3 separate regions of the Homo sapiens genome follow, and all the other regions are linked to region 2. The links are chromatin contacts, found by Hi-C or POLR2A ChIA-PET in ENCODE. All regions are on one chromosome and are shown on one strand. Each heading gives the region's core, a stretch centred on a gene start or an enhancer-like site at or near the end of the contact. The rest is flanking DNA. Distances are from core to core; before and after follow the strand shown. Region 1 overlaps LOC127898557 (a long non-coding RNA gene). Region 2 holds the start of GATB (glutamyl-tRNA amidotransferase subunit B). Region 3 overlaps FHIP1A (FHF complex subunit HOOK interacting protein 1A).

Region 1 (4,805 bases), core at 1,930-4,429, 130 kb after region 2:
TGGTTATAGTCACAGTACTACTATCCAGCCCTCTGGTAATCTATGAGAACTTGGGTTGAAGGCAGGTGTCTTGATGGGGAAGTGCAGTGCTGCTGAGAGGAGAGTGATTCCTGAATGGGCCCCTCATAAAGATTGGGCTGCCCCAATTATCCCCCTTCATTAAGTTGTTTGCAAACTGCCGACCTCCAGAAGGGTAGGGTGCCTGGCACTGTAGGGGGCACTTGGAGGAAGAGGCAGGCGAGAGAGGGCTGGAATAGCAGGATGGCCAGGCAGACAAGGGACAAGGGCATGCTCTGCGGTTTCTGGTGTCCGAGGAGGACTGAAGGTAGATCCTGCACACACCACACACACCAGTAGATTCTGGAGGTGGGGGTGGTAGAGGGTGGATGAACTTGATGGTTACAATTTTGCAAGAGGCACGGCCAGCAGCGTACTGTGAGGTCACGTGCTGGTGGTTCACTGGAAAATGTGGCTGAATCTTGCAAGGAACCATATGGCAAAGGTGGTGTGTTAGGTACTGAACAGCCACTCTCACCTTCTACTTTATGAAGAGAAGTCCAATTCTATTGGAGAAAACGTTGCTGGCTAAAATGCCTGGCTAAAAATCGCATTGCCTAGTTGCAGCTCAGGTTGTTCAAGTAAAATAGGTCAATGAGGGGAGGCCTGCTGGGGATATCTCAGAAGGTTTGTTTTCCTGTGATGGACAATATTCTTTCCTCCTTTAGCTCTTTTCGCTCTTCCTTATTTCCTTATTTCTTGTAACTTGGATGAGATAGCTGGAGCTCTGGCAGCTATTTTGTGAGAATGAGGATGAGAGCGCTACCCTAGGATGACAGAGCAACAAGCCAGAACGAGCTTAAGTCAATGACAACATTGTGAAGCCATCGTAATAGCCCCAGACTTCTCATTACCTCTTTCTTACTTAAGCCATGATTGTTTGGATTTTCTGCTACTTATAACATCATTTTATCCTTAATCATACATACCACCACTGCCTATAAGAGATAGAGCCACCACCACCTGTCTCTGTGAAGCCCACAGGCAGTGAGCCAGATGAGCAGCTAGTGACTGGCCCCAAAGGAGGGCCTCAGCTTCTCCATAGCAACAACAGAAGGAGAAAGTCCTCCCTCCCTGTCCCCGTTCTTACCCCAACACTGAAGGGAAAGGGGGAGAGTGTGAGTACAGACACCCCACCCCTGCCACCCAACGACTGCTCCATGCCAAGCCTCAAGAGACTTAAATCCGGCCCGTGGGACAGTGTGTGGAATAAGTGTTTAAACCACTCTTAAAAACTGAAAATGACTGTTTTAATAAACAGAAGTAATTGTCAAGTTTTGGAGTCAGGTTGAAATGTTGAGGGAGCCACTACCCAGTGCAAAAAAGGGATTGGATTCAGCAGAATTAGAGACAGTTTAGAAAACAACATTATTTCAATTCTGTACCCCTATAGAGTTAAAATATCTCAATAAACTGCTTATAACATAAATCTGCTTAATTTCAATTCTCTTAGATCCATCCCCACATCTCTATGTACTGATATGGAAAGATTTCCAGGACAGATCCTAAGTTAAACGAAAAAAGAGGGAAGTACAACACAGCATGCACAATAGGCTACCTTTGGAAAATAAAAGGGGGCAAACAGGAACTGCCCTGGAAACACATACCGGATTATCTACAGGGTGGATGGCAATGGAGGAAAAGCAGGATTTCTTAGAAGATATTTCTTTATATGGATTTGATTCTTGAATCATGTGAATGTATTCCCAAGTAAAAATTTTAAATTCGAAATGTTAGTGTCACAGAGTATTCAACTTTCTTACAGAAAAGACATTTAGATCAACAGATGACAAAAATAGGAGACTGCAAAATTCTTCCTTCCATCCACCTCCAATAATGAAATCAGTGTTTGTTTGCTGCTTTTTTTAGACAAATCTCCCCGTTTTGTAAAACAAGGGAGTATTTTTTGTTTTACAAAACTGAGAGATTTAGGTAAGCCGTGAGTTAGTGGAAACATCCGGAACCATATAAGGGAGCTTTAGCTTTTGTGTGAAGGAAAGAAAACAGTTTGTGACTTTAGCTGAAACAAATAATAATTAATATATTACTGTATATAATTGATTACTATAGTATATTTTATATTGATATAAAATATATTAGCATATTTATATATTAATATATTATTATATCCATATATTAATTTAATACAAGTAATATATTAATATATATCATATGTTATTATAATATAAAATTGTATATTATAATAACATATACTAATATAATACGTTACATATCTTAGTAATATGTGACTGTATATAATTTTATGTTAATTTATTTTTCAAACTTCTTGTGACCAGATTTTCTGTACCTAAGAGAAATTTTCTGTAACTAAGAGAACTTTAGCTGCAGAAATATAACACTAGTGAGAAATCTAACAAGTTTGTTTATTTAAGGCAAGGGTTGGCAAACTATAGCCCGTGGGCCCAATCCAGCCAGCTGCCTACTTTTTACAGCCAGTAAGCTAAGAATGGTTTTGACATTTTTGAGTGGTTATGTTTTAAATGGTTGTATAAATATCTACATAATGTCCTTGCTATTGCCTCTTGGCCTCCAAGTCTGAAGATGGGAAAACATTGCTCTGGGTTGGGTGTTTCTATTGTGCTAATGCCTCATTTGGTACCCAAAGCCCTGAAGCAACAAGACTTAGTTGTGTCTCGTTCCAGCTGCCAGATGCAGAGAAGGCCTAGCATGCATAGCTCAGTATGTCACCGGCCCATGAATGTGTCTCTTAAATACAGAAAAGACGACACGTCAGCCTGTTGCAATGGGGTTCTGTGGCTTGAAAAAGACCTCTGTATTGTATATGAATCTTAGTAATTGGAACTTGGACTCATCACGTCTTTTTTAGCAATGACATTGTAACAGCATGCACCCATCCATCATCGTGTCATCCTTATGAAAATGGTCTCCACTGGTCAGCTTGTCATAGTTAATTAGTCTTCCAATGTATGGATAGTCAGAAGCAAAGCGACTTTGAGGTTTTTTTTGACAATTTTAAAAGTGAACTCCAGAGATACCTGATCTTTCCTGCCTTTTAATTAGAGCCTTTTCATTTGAGGAGGAGAGTGTCCTTGTGGTTAGGAGTACAACCAGCCTAGTTCTGCTTCCCATTTTCAGTTCTGTAGGCGACTCATAGCAACCACAGGCAAGTCGGTGACTGAGTCCTCCAATATGTGCAGTACAGGAAGTTCTAGAATAAAATGCAGTTAGCTGATTGCTACTCAAATGTAGATATTGTTGATATCTTAGTGAGAAAAGGGTAGTGTATTAGATACCGCTATGAAATCTCTAAACTTAGTAGTTTAAAAAAGATGAACAACCATTTGTTTAGCTCAAGATTCTGTAAGTCATCAATTTAGTCTGGGCACAGCTTGCTCTGTCAGGCACCCACAGTCAGTGGTGTTGGTGTGTTGGGTGGATGGGTGGTTGTGTTCATCTTGGCTGGGCTCTCTCATGTCTCAGGCTTTGGCTGGGACAATGAGCTATGCCTCTCTGCTCCGAATAGCTTCTTTTCCCACAGCAGGCTAGCCCAGGCAGACATAGGGGTCTCGAAAGAGAGTGAATGTGTGTAAGAAATCTTAAAGCCTAGGCTTGGAATGGGCAAAATATGACTCCATCATATTTTAATGGTCAAAGCAGGTCACAAGGCGAGCCTGGACCCAAAGTGAAGGGAAACAGACTCTACCTCTTGATGAAAGGGGCTTCAGGGTCATGTTTCAAGGGCATGGTTGCAGGAAGAAGAAGGGTTGTGGTTATTTTGCCATCTACCTCTGGGAGCTAAAACATGAAGGAACACATGCAAGGTGTGAACCGGCCCTGCTGCCAGACAAGGTGAGGGGAAGAGGCCATGACCGTGAAGTCTAGATGCTAAGCTGTGAGAGAGGGACTGATCAGGGGAATTCAGTGACCTCACGTACAGCAGGGATATAGATGATACCGCTGTTTTTCCCCGGGTCTCATTTCTGGCAGAAGAGAGTGAGGGAGCCTCCAGGAGAGAAGTCAGACCTGCAAAGGATGAGTAGGTGTGTGAGTAGCACCATGGGGGGTTTTGGTTAATTTAGTGAAGAAAGAGGGTATTTTTCCATATGCATTGGGAAACCAAGAGTGAACACAGGCTCTGAGTTCAACAGGCTAGTGGAGAGGAAAGAAAACTGCACGCAGGAAGGAAATCCCCTGAACCAAGAGGCTGAGGTTTGATGTTGTGAGCTCAGCCTTCCAAGGCAGACACACATGACTTCTAGTTGTGGTGTGACACCTTATTAACTGTGTGACTTTGGGCAAATCACTTTACCTCTCTAAGGCTCAATCTCCATATCTGTAAGATAAGGATAATAATATATGCCTCAGAGTACTGTAGGGGTGACTAAAGGAGATAATCCATTGTAATATGTCTAAATCGATACCTGGCAGGATAACGGCTGTCCATGAGTGTCCATTGTTACTAACCTTCTTACTTTTGTTGCTATTGATTTTTCATGCATGGCCCACAATTCTAGTTTGCAGTACTGGCCACACTGATGAGCTCTCCTAGTATTTTAGATGAACAGTTTCATGTGGGTGTACCACTATCAATTCTAAAGTAACATACATTGAGATAAATGAATTGTCCCTTCATACAATGTTCCTTTCCCAAATGTTTGTATCTGTTCATTCAGCACCACCATTTAGCCACCCAAAGAATCTTTGTTTCCTTCCTTCCTTCAGACCTCATATCCGGTCATCAAACTATGACATATCTCTCACCCTGT
Region 2 (4,449 bases), core at 413-2,912:
GAATTAACATAAATGGCAACATTCTACTACTAGAGAAATAATGATAAATAGTTCCACGTCTCTTATTTAAAAAGGAAATTCTCAACCATGTTTTGGTTTGCATGTATAATAACCAGAGAGACACAGATACAATAAATCACCACTAAATGATACTCTTAAAAAAATTTTGCAAAACTCCACCACACTAAACCATCTGATGCGGCATATTTTTGGTCCCCCAAATCACTTTCAATTCCTGAGACCTAATTTCAGGTTACTTTTTTAATGCTTATTTGCTATCAAATCTAAGAAGCTGTTAAATGCTATAATAATCTCTCTTATCTGGTCAGTCCTACTCTGTTGGGTCTGTACATAGGCCTCTCCAGGTCCTTATAAATGTGCTTATTCCCTATGAAATCCATGTATGTTCCTATCCTGCTCTTCTCCCAAGTAATTTTGTGTATATACATATATATATATATACATATTTTACATCGTTTTGTTTTGTTTCAATCATTTCAACATATAAAGTTCTATATCTGAAGTACTGCAAGAATAAGTCCTTCTTTTTAAAGTTTGGAAACACAGCCCATAAGGGAGGGGAATTAAAGTAGGAACTCATTAGAAATTCTGCATGCAGTAAAGCACCATTCAAAGTATTTTTGCATTTCCATTACATGAGAGAAAAAATGTACTTTCCATTCACAAGGAAACAATCTAATTCACGAAAAGAATACAAAACTGAATACTTCTTTCTGGACAATTTCCCTCTGTTCCTCCAACTGAAAGTAAAAATAATGCCAACTAGTCTCAAAGAATAAACAAAATATTAGAAACTTGCCATATGTTTCTGTATTTAAAGAGAAACTATTTAATTCTTACATAATGAAGCATAAACAGCTGTTCAGGGGATATCTGGCCAAATAAGCAAAACTCTCCATATAACCAGGGGGAGTATCTCTTCTTTTGGCTGCGTCCTCCTAGGTCTAGTCACACATATTCCAACATAAAACGCCTGCACAGATAGCTAGTGTTTTCTGACTAATGACAATAACCCACCACTACCAAGAGCTTGTAGGTAAAGGCTCCCTTTCTACCTTTAGAACGCTGCCAGCCCATACTAGCGCTAAATAAAATCAGCTAAATATGATCCCGCTTCTCGTGTCACCGTCCCCACTGCTAGTGCTATTAGTAAGATGACCGAATCCACTCTTCTGTCTGTGCACCCTTCAAGAAAATATTTGCTATTTTACACTCGCGAATTCCCCAACTACATCTATTTGAAAACAGTGGTTTATATATGGGGGCGGAGTTGATAGAAAGTCTGTTTGTGCTTTTATTTAGGTTTCGGGGCTCCAGGTTATAACTCAACGCCCTCCCGTCAGCCAAAACGTCTAGAAGCTGGGCCGTAATTGCCATTATTTCCCCAGTCCTGCAGTTCCACCTCACAGTTAGGTGGGCAGAAATGTATGAAACAGAATACCCTTTCCTCGTCTTCTGGGCCGTGTGGAGGGGCTGCTGAGCCACTGAGCTCTCTCCCCTAATCTGGTTGGATGTGGACCCAGTCGGAGCCCCTCTTCGGTGGCAAGAACCACCGTCAACCCGGGCGAAAGCCCAACGTCTTCCACGGCAGCCCCAGCGCAGCATGGGCGCCGCCATTGTAACTCCAGGGTCTTGGTCAGGTGACTCAGCCTCACTATGCCGCGAGGCTCCCTGGGAAGCGTAGTTCTGGAAATGCATTAAAAACGCCATAGGCTCGGACCGGAAGACTACTATTCCCGGCGAGCATTGTGATTCGAAGCCTGCCGGAACCCCGCGGAGAGGGGAGGGAAGGAGAAATAGAGGAGAGGGTGGGAGGGTTTCTGGGTGGGGAGGTGTGACTCCTCCTAGCGGGGAGTTGGAGAGGTTTGTGGCTGTGAGCGTGTGTATAAGTTAGAGTGTGAGCGCTTGATGCTTGGTGCTAAAGCGTGGCCGGGATTTTATAACCCAGTTAACCTTGCAAGGGGAAGTAAATGACCTTGACAGCTCAGCAGAGACTTCCTCAGCCCCCAAACCCAATCCGTTATATTCTCTGTCTACTCTCCTGCTTCACTCAGCAATTTGTGCGTTAATGCAACAAATACTTATTTGCATGCCTACCGTAATGCCAGGCTCAGTTCTCTTAGGCACTGTAGTTACTGCAGAGATCAAGACAGTTATGGCCCGCATGTTCATGGAGCTTACATTCTAAAGAAGGGAGACATACAGAAGTTAACAAAAATAAGATACTTCCATATAGGTAGTAAGTGCTATGTTTAAGCAGAGGTAATTGGAGACAAACAGCCCTAGATTGAATGTTCATGTACATTTTAACCTCCTTTTTATTATTGGCCAGTATCAGAAACACACTCCTTATATGCTAGGAGCAGATACCATCGTCCCAGCGGACTTCCTTCATTTTCCTGTGTCAAAACTAATACCCCTTGTTAAAACTGCCACCGATTTCTTGTGTTTGAACACAGTCTAGAATAGTCATTTAGCCACTCTCTATTTCATCACCCGACTTTGATTGTCCTCGTAGTGCTTTTGACTGCCTGATGTTTATCTTCTATTTCCACAAATTCCTCGTCTGTCTTATTCACTACAGTACAAAGTAGGTTCCTTAAAAATATTTGTTGAATAAAGTAGTGCAGTGTGGAGAATGCATTTGACAAAGGATGGAGTGGATGCCCTTTGGAGCAGTAATTGTTTAGGGGAGAGATGATGAGTTAGGGTGGTGGCAGAGCCAAAGAGAAATGGATCTGTTTGAGATAGATATAGGAAGTAAAATTGAAGGACTCTGATGGATTGGATATGATGGTGGAAGGCTAGGAGAAACAAATAACTCCTGGATTTCTGGTTTGCACAACTGGCTGATGAAGTTATCCACCGAGATAAGGAAACCAGAAAAGGAACAGGTTTGCAAAGAAAACATATGAGTTTGGTTGCCTTGGAGACATTCAAGAGGAGAAATCAAGTAGACATCAGTGATGCCTAATTCTGAGTATAGAGCAGGGCAAGGGGAAAAGCTGCATATTTTGTATACTTCACATTGATAGATTTTCAGTTATTGATCAATAATCCATTGATTAGTTGGCTGTAACCTTTGATCTTTTCCTTTAATACACTTCAATTGCATATCCATATGGAAGAAAGAAACTTTAGTTACTGTCCTTAAAATTGTCATCATTTATTTTTTCCATCTTTTCTACTTTTTCATCCACTATCACTGTTCTAAATTGCCACACCAGAAGTATCAGTCATTTGACCAAGGATGAAAATGACAAAAATGACAGGGACTGGAAGGGAGTGGTGGAGACTTGTTCCAAAATTTCTCTCTAATTATTGCCCTTTATTTAAGGTTCAGATGATTCTCTAGATCCTTTACTAGAGTCTTCCCTCTGAGTTTCCATGTTTTCCACCTTTACTCTAGGTAAGCTAGCTTTCTTTTACTTATTTAGCTCCTCAGGTTTTTCTGGCCCAGACTAGGGGTCAGGAGAGTTGCCTCTGAGCACAAAATGGCTTCACTTTTGTTAGGACAACAGAGGAGAATGGAATCTTGTATCTCTAGCTAAAAAGAGAGGGGGACACTTGTTACCTCATCGCTGGTAATCAGCATCCTTAAAAGGCGATTCACTCCATCAAATGGAAGATTGGGAATGTTTTGAAAACCACTGTAAGGGAGAGCAACACATTTAATGAAAATCCTAATCTTACGGGTAAAACGCGCTATAAGGGAAGCTCATCTTTGTTTCTGAAGCGGTATTATTCAGTAATAGGCTATCGCCTCAAAGGCCCCACCCCACCACTAGAGGAGATAAAAATCCTACGCATGTAAGTGTATTTGCTTCCTTTCACGAACGGAAACCGGCCAGTTTCCTGCATCTTGTCTCTATCTAATCATTGCCCTTTCAAAAATCCTATAGAACTAATCGTGGAAATAGAGACTTGTCAATAACCATCTCTTTGGCTGTCCTCTCCCTCAAGACTATTTGTCATTTCCCGAAATGCCTGTAGTTTTCCTTGTGAAAACAGGAGCACTGTTTTCTGAGTGCTCCCCCTGCCTTGCTCCTTAGCTGGTCATACTCCCACCAAACCGCCTTCTGTGGGACCATTTCTAGCCTTCCTGCTGCATGCCAAATCTGATATCTGTCAGAACTATTGCTGATAGACAGCTCTCCAGCTGCGAGAGCTATTTTGGTTGCACCGACAAGGTGGCTGTCATCTGGGAGACACAGAGATTTTCATTTTCAAGGAACTCAGAAGGTAGCTGGGCAGAGTTTCTAGCAAAAACAACATTTTTCTTAGGGAGAGCCTCTCGGCTCTTATTTTATCCATATAATTGATACACAGTACAAATAGATTTAGAACAGGTTTTTAAAAAGCTATGTAAAGCAGAGCAGAATTTCGAGTCGTTACTTATAAATGGCAGTAGTTAGATGTGTCAAAATA
Region 3 (4,868 bases), core at 1,615-4,114, 100 kb before region 2:
CTGGCCTCAGTTCACAGATGCTGCACTGGCTTCTGGATCCTAGAAGCATTCAGAGATATTTTCATTTTTATGCAACAGGGAGGAACCACCTCTTAGCATTCTTAAACCTAAAGAAAGGTCTGCCTTGCTCACACCTGGCCTGTTTCCTCTGTGGAGGGTCTAGAGGGGATTTTGTTTTTTTAACTGAGAGTGGTGCCTGCAAGGAGCTGATGTGTAGGGTATTGTCAGGCTAGAATAAATCACACGGCACACATGGGCCAGAAAGAGGCATTATATGCACTCTCCGAGCCATTTTTTTGGGCAGCCTGTTCTGAGGAGGGCATGTGTTCTCTTTATTATGTTTTCAGAGGCTCTTGGGCCAAAAATAAGTGTGCTTTAGGGCCCTAGGAGGTAAAACAAAACACAAAACAAAAAAACGGTTTGGACTGGGAGAAGTAAAGTTTATGCTCAGCCTAAAATCTCTGAGAGTGCCTTTTTATGGGCTCTAGAGGAGATGTTAGGCCAGGGCCCTGGCAGAGTGAGGAGTGGGGGTGGGGGCATGGGTCGGTGCTAGTAGGAGCGCTGAGGATGGCTGGCCAGGCCTGGGAGCACCACTGCTGCTTTACCTTATTTAAGCTCTGGTTGGACCGATTTGCTGACCATTGTCCCCTGAGCTGTGACTTAGGCCTTGGTAGGAGCAAAGCAGGAATGCCCCATATTGCACTGGCTTTTACTTTTCCACACACAGACCAGTCAGGCTTCTTTGTGGCAGATGAACAGTGGGGAGAGTAAGGCTCTCAGTCCTGGGCCAAAGGCAAGTGATCAGAAACAAGACTGGCAGTGAGCGGCAGAAATGAAACTCAGGGCAATTGTTCCACCTTTCAAAGAAGCTGAAAAGAACCCAGAACTCTGAAGTCCTGATGCTGCCCCTGTGCAGCTATTTGATCTTGGTTGCTTTACCTCACAGGCCCAATGTCCCTTGACTTTTAAATGAAGGATTTGTTCTCCATCTCTTAGGTGCTTTCCGGCTGAAGCCAGAACTTGGGTTGTGATGAGCTCTTAGGGTACTGCAAGTTAGGATTTGAAAGAAAGGTAGGCCATGTGCCACTGGTAAAGCGAGGAGTCGGGCTTTGAGAAGAGCAGGCAAAGGCATTCATGGAGGGAAAGAAGCCTGGCATCTCTGTGAGAAGGTAGACTTCGGGTGCCATGTGGCCTCCTTAGACACATGGGTGGTAAGTGTGTGACCTGTGTTCCTCCTGAACAGGGCGCATGCTGCTGCCACCCACCCTGTGAGAGAAGGTACACCAATTACCAGTATAATAAACCACTGCAAAAACTCATTGGCTTAACACAAGGCCATTTATGATTGCTTATGAATCTGTGTGGTCATCTGGGTGTTTTGCTGATCTGGGCCAGGCTGATTTTACCTGGACTCGCTTGTGTGTCTGCCATCAGTGGGTGGCTGGATGTCTAGGATGGCCTTACTCACATCTGTGGCTGTTGGCTGGAGTGATGGAGGTGATGGGGGTGTTTCTCACCATCCAGCAGATTAGCCCAGGCTGGTCCATGTCACAGTTAATGGGGTTCCAAGAGTGAGAGCAGAAGCATAGAAAATCTTTTGAAGCTCAGACTCGGAGCTCACGTAAGGTCCATTCTGCAGCATTCTGTTGGCCAAAGCAAGACAGAGGGCCAGCGCAGATTGAAGAATGGAGCAAAAACCCCACCTCTTGATGGGAAGAGTGGGAAGAGCTGCAACAAGTTGTGGGCATTCTGCAGTCTCCTAGACAAGGCCTGGTCTTCATTGTATTTTACAGTTTATAAGGGGCTTTCTCAAGCGGTCAATTTTCATTATCAAACAGTGCTCTGAAAAGGGCAAAAAAGGCACCATTAGCTTAATTTTCATTAAGGAAGCCAAAATTAGAGGTCCAGGGTATTCAACCAGGATCATGAAACTCAAGTGCCTGAGCCCGTCTTAGCTAATTCAAGGAGATGAGTGTACACACTGACCAACCTAGATATACTGAGGTGCACTAGATACTCAGGGTACACTGAGCCTTAACCCCTACATTCAGGGAAGGGGTGGGGGTCACTCACACCTTAGGCTTGTCCTGGTTTCAGAATGTCTGGAGGCCATGATTGCAAAATATGTGCCCAGGGAACTTGTTCTCACTGCCTAAGGTTGTCAAATTAGTTAGCTGGGTTCCATGCTCCTTAAGTAAGGTCTGTGACACTCCAGGGCTCTGACCTGTAAGAATCTTCTCTCTGGATATAACATTTTTCTTTTACTTGAGTTTTTTTAGATTAACTTTCTAACTTTTCCAGGTTAGCCAAGTCATACTCTTCCCCCACTTAAAGCATCTTTAACTGACAGAATGAGAGTTTCCTGTCCCCTTGTACAAAGCTGACTTCTGAAGCATTTACTGTGACATGATTTCCTGTAAATGAGTCAAATCTGGGAGGCCTGTTCTCACTGGGATACAGAGCAATTTACAATGAAGAATTATGGTAATGGGCCAAATATTTGGGTTTCCAAGTGTCTGTGTGCTCTGCCCTTTGCCTAATGCTGCTGCCAGGGAGATGAACACATAATGTATCTCTCTCCTCACTTCTGAAATCTTCCCAGTATTAGTCTTGAAAACCTTGTGTTGCAGCTTTTCAGACCCAGGGCAACATTTCAGAAGCCATTCCTAATTCTGACATTTATTTATACTTCCCTCCGTCCTGCCTTTTTCTTCAGGTGCTCGTGCATGCTTGTTGGACCCTTTTATGAGGGGCGTAACTCAGGCGTCTGTAGCCAGAGCTGCTCCATTATGCAGGCCCTGCATTCCCTTCACCTCCTGGCAGCCCCGATGAAAAACGAGCCTCCTCACTAATGCTTCCAACAGCAGTAAAAGTCTGTGTGGCCGCTGCTCCAGAGAGAGCGGACGTCCTGTTCCCAGTTCCACATTATTATTCTTGAGGCTGTTGGTCTCTGAGATTCAGCCACTTGCCATGCCTTTCTCTTTCTACTCAAATACTTTCCAAACCACAGAGTAACAGTTCACTGTATTTACTTATATTCAGAGCCCTTTTACTGGGCACTGATTCTAGAAGGGAGATCAGGTAGGTAATGGCCCCAGTTTACAGAGATGGAAACAGACATTTTATGATGAGCTGGTGGCCAGGTAGGGACCATAACTCGGGTCTGCTTGCTTTTGAATGGAGAATTTGATGGTGCTTGGTGACACACTGAAAGGCCAAGACCCCGGAGGGGAGCCCGGGTCAATGTGCTGCCACCACTGATGGAATCATGCTATGGATCTCCCAGCCAGCCCCTGGTCTCCCTCACTGGGTGTTCTGCCTTCATTAGTGAAGACAGTTCTGATTCTTGGATTCATACTGGGTAAATGAGCCTTAGCAATGACACTTTTTATTCACAGATCAAGCTAGACAAATGAGTCACAAAACCCCTTTTTAGGGGGGAAGAGAATGAATGAATTTGGAAGAGAATGAATGAATTTGAAGGAGAATGGGGAGAGGAATACGAGCAGCTGCAGGGAGAATCAGGAGTAGGGAAGACTGATGAGATCAGTTCCTTCACTCATTTATTCAGCAAATGTTTATTAGCTTCTGTGAATACAGAAGTGTGTTAGGGGTTGCTAAAGACATGTTATCAGATAGGGCTCAGCCCTGAGAAAGGTTGGAGTCTAGCAGAGGTGATAAAACATAAACAATGTGAGGCTGAAGGGCAATGCAGGCCTTAGTTGGTCAATAACATGGAGAGGAGGCTAGAATGAGACTGTTTGGGTAGAGGGCAGAGGAAGGCATAAAGACTATAGGAATGACTTCTGGGGGCAGGAAACTGGAAATTCATTGTGAAGTTGGTGGCAACTGTACTGATGAGGATGATGTGGTAGCTGACACCCATTCAGAGGTCCCTGTGTACTTTATACCTATTGACTCATTTAATCCTTATAACAACTCTATGAATAGCTTTTGGCAGGTGAGGAAATAGAAGTACAGAGAGGTAAAGCAATTTGCCTGAGGTCAGCCAGCAAGTGGCAGACTCTGTGGTCTTAACCACTGTACAAATAATGCCTCTAAGGCTAGTAAGATTTAGGTGAGCAGAGAATGGGGCAGGGAATTCCAGGTGGAGGAACAAGCATGAACAGTGCAGGTCTCGGTCTGGGAGTAGGTCCATGGTGTCCCAGTCCCCATTGGAACGCAGGCCAGCTTCCTTTGTGAGCTTTGCTGGGCGCTTTGGAGAGTGACAGGGCCTGAGCTAGGGTTGGGGATGAGAAGGGGTGCTCTCCAAGGTTGACATGTACCTCAGTGACATCAACACTTTTGTGCTCACTCTGTTGCCGGGACATGAATTTCTGCTGAAAGGTAGCAGAAGACAGATTCTCAGCAACTTTTCCAGTTCTTTATGGCATTAAAGCTGTGATAAGCCTTAATCTAAAAGGATATTTAAAGCAGTCAAGTGGAAGTTGTTTTTTTTTTTTTTTTTTAACACTAAAGACTATAGTAGTGAGATGTGGAAAGTACTATAAATGTCAAGAATTTTTAGTACTGTAGTTAAGCAACACTCTGAGAAGAGTGTTGAAAAATGGTACTGAATTCTAAGAAGCAGCCAAAATAATGAAGAACTTGAATATAATGATTTATAAGGAGTAATGAGATTGTTTGGGTAGGGGGCAGAGGAAGACATAAATAATTCCTACAAATATATGAGGGCTGATGATGTTCAGGAATCAAATAGGGATGTTGAACCATTTTAATTAGTAAAAACTGATTTGATAGGAAAATGCAAATCACTTGGATATGTTAAAATTTGAACTCATCTTAAGCCTATGTTATTGAAATTGAGATGGGAACCCTCCTTCAATATAGGCTTCTAAGCCATTTGC

The links. Hi-C counts contacts between places; a loop is a spot of excess contacts on that map. ChIA-PET counts read pairs that join two places held with the same protein, here RNA polymerase II (POLR2A). Pooled maps may share reads with other maps.
Region 1: a map of GM12878 shows a loop between it and region 2 (5-fold over the local background). The contact joins the enhancer-like site here to the promoter of GATB in region 2. A Hi-C loop is called at or near these places in 2 of 168 maps with a recorded cell type or tissue (GM12878 and endothelial cell of hepatic sinusoid), 15 of 37 single-sample maps with no recorded cell type and 13 of 50 pooled maps.
Region 3: a loop to region 2 is called in a pooled map, with 3 times the contacts of the local background. The contact joins the enhancer-like site here to the promoter of GATB in region 2. A Hi-C loop is called at or near these places in 1 of 168 maps with a recorded cell type or tissue (K562) and 6 of 50 pooled maps. POLR2A ChIA-PET finds 5 or more read pairs at or near these places in 2 of 52 experiments (activated CD4-positive, alpha-beta T cell and activated naive CD4-positive, alpha-beta T cell).

The regions. Positions count from the first base shown.
Region 1 is chr4:151,884,517-151,889,321 of GRCh38, forward strand. All of the region lies in intron 2 of LOC127898557 (a long non-coding RNA gene), which reads left to right. LOC102724700 (a long non-coding RNA gene) reads right to left here. Exons shown (of 5, transcript NR_188364.1): 4 at 3,975-4,062; 5 at 2,430-3,247. Among named protein-coding and RNA genes, the nearest start is that of LINC03074, 69 kb to the right of the region's middle. Within about 2 kb of position 3,180, at least 2 of the 41 ENCODE cell types and tissues checked have a DNase peak (open chromatin) inside an H3K27ac peak, as active enhancers do; they include GM12878, where a contact is called at or near this core.
Region 2 is chr4:151,759,345-151,763,793 of GRCh38, forward strand. It overlaps GATB (glutamyl-tRNA amidotransferase subunit B), which reads right to left and starts at 1,663. Exons shown (of 13, transcript NM_004564.3): 1 at 1,463-1,663. The coding sequence starts at 1,638. RefSeq lists an enhancer at 1,379-1,658.
Region 3 is chr4:151,656,958-151,661,825 of GRCh38, forward strand. The region is part of intron 13 of FHIP1A (FHF complex subunit HOOK interacting protein 1A); the gene reads left to right. Among named protein-coding and RNA genes, the nearest start is that of GATB, 100 kb to the right of the region's middle. Within about 2 kb of position 2,865, at least 9 of the 41 ENCODE cell types and tissues checked have a DNase peak (open chromatin) inside an H3K27ac peak, as active enhancers do.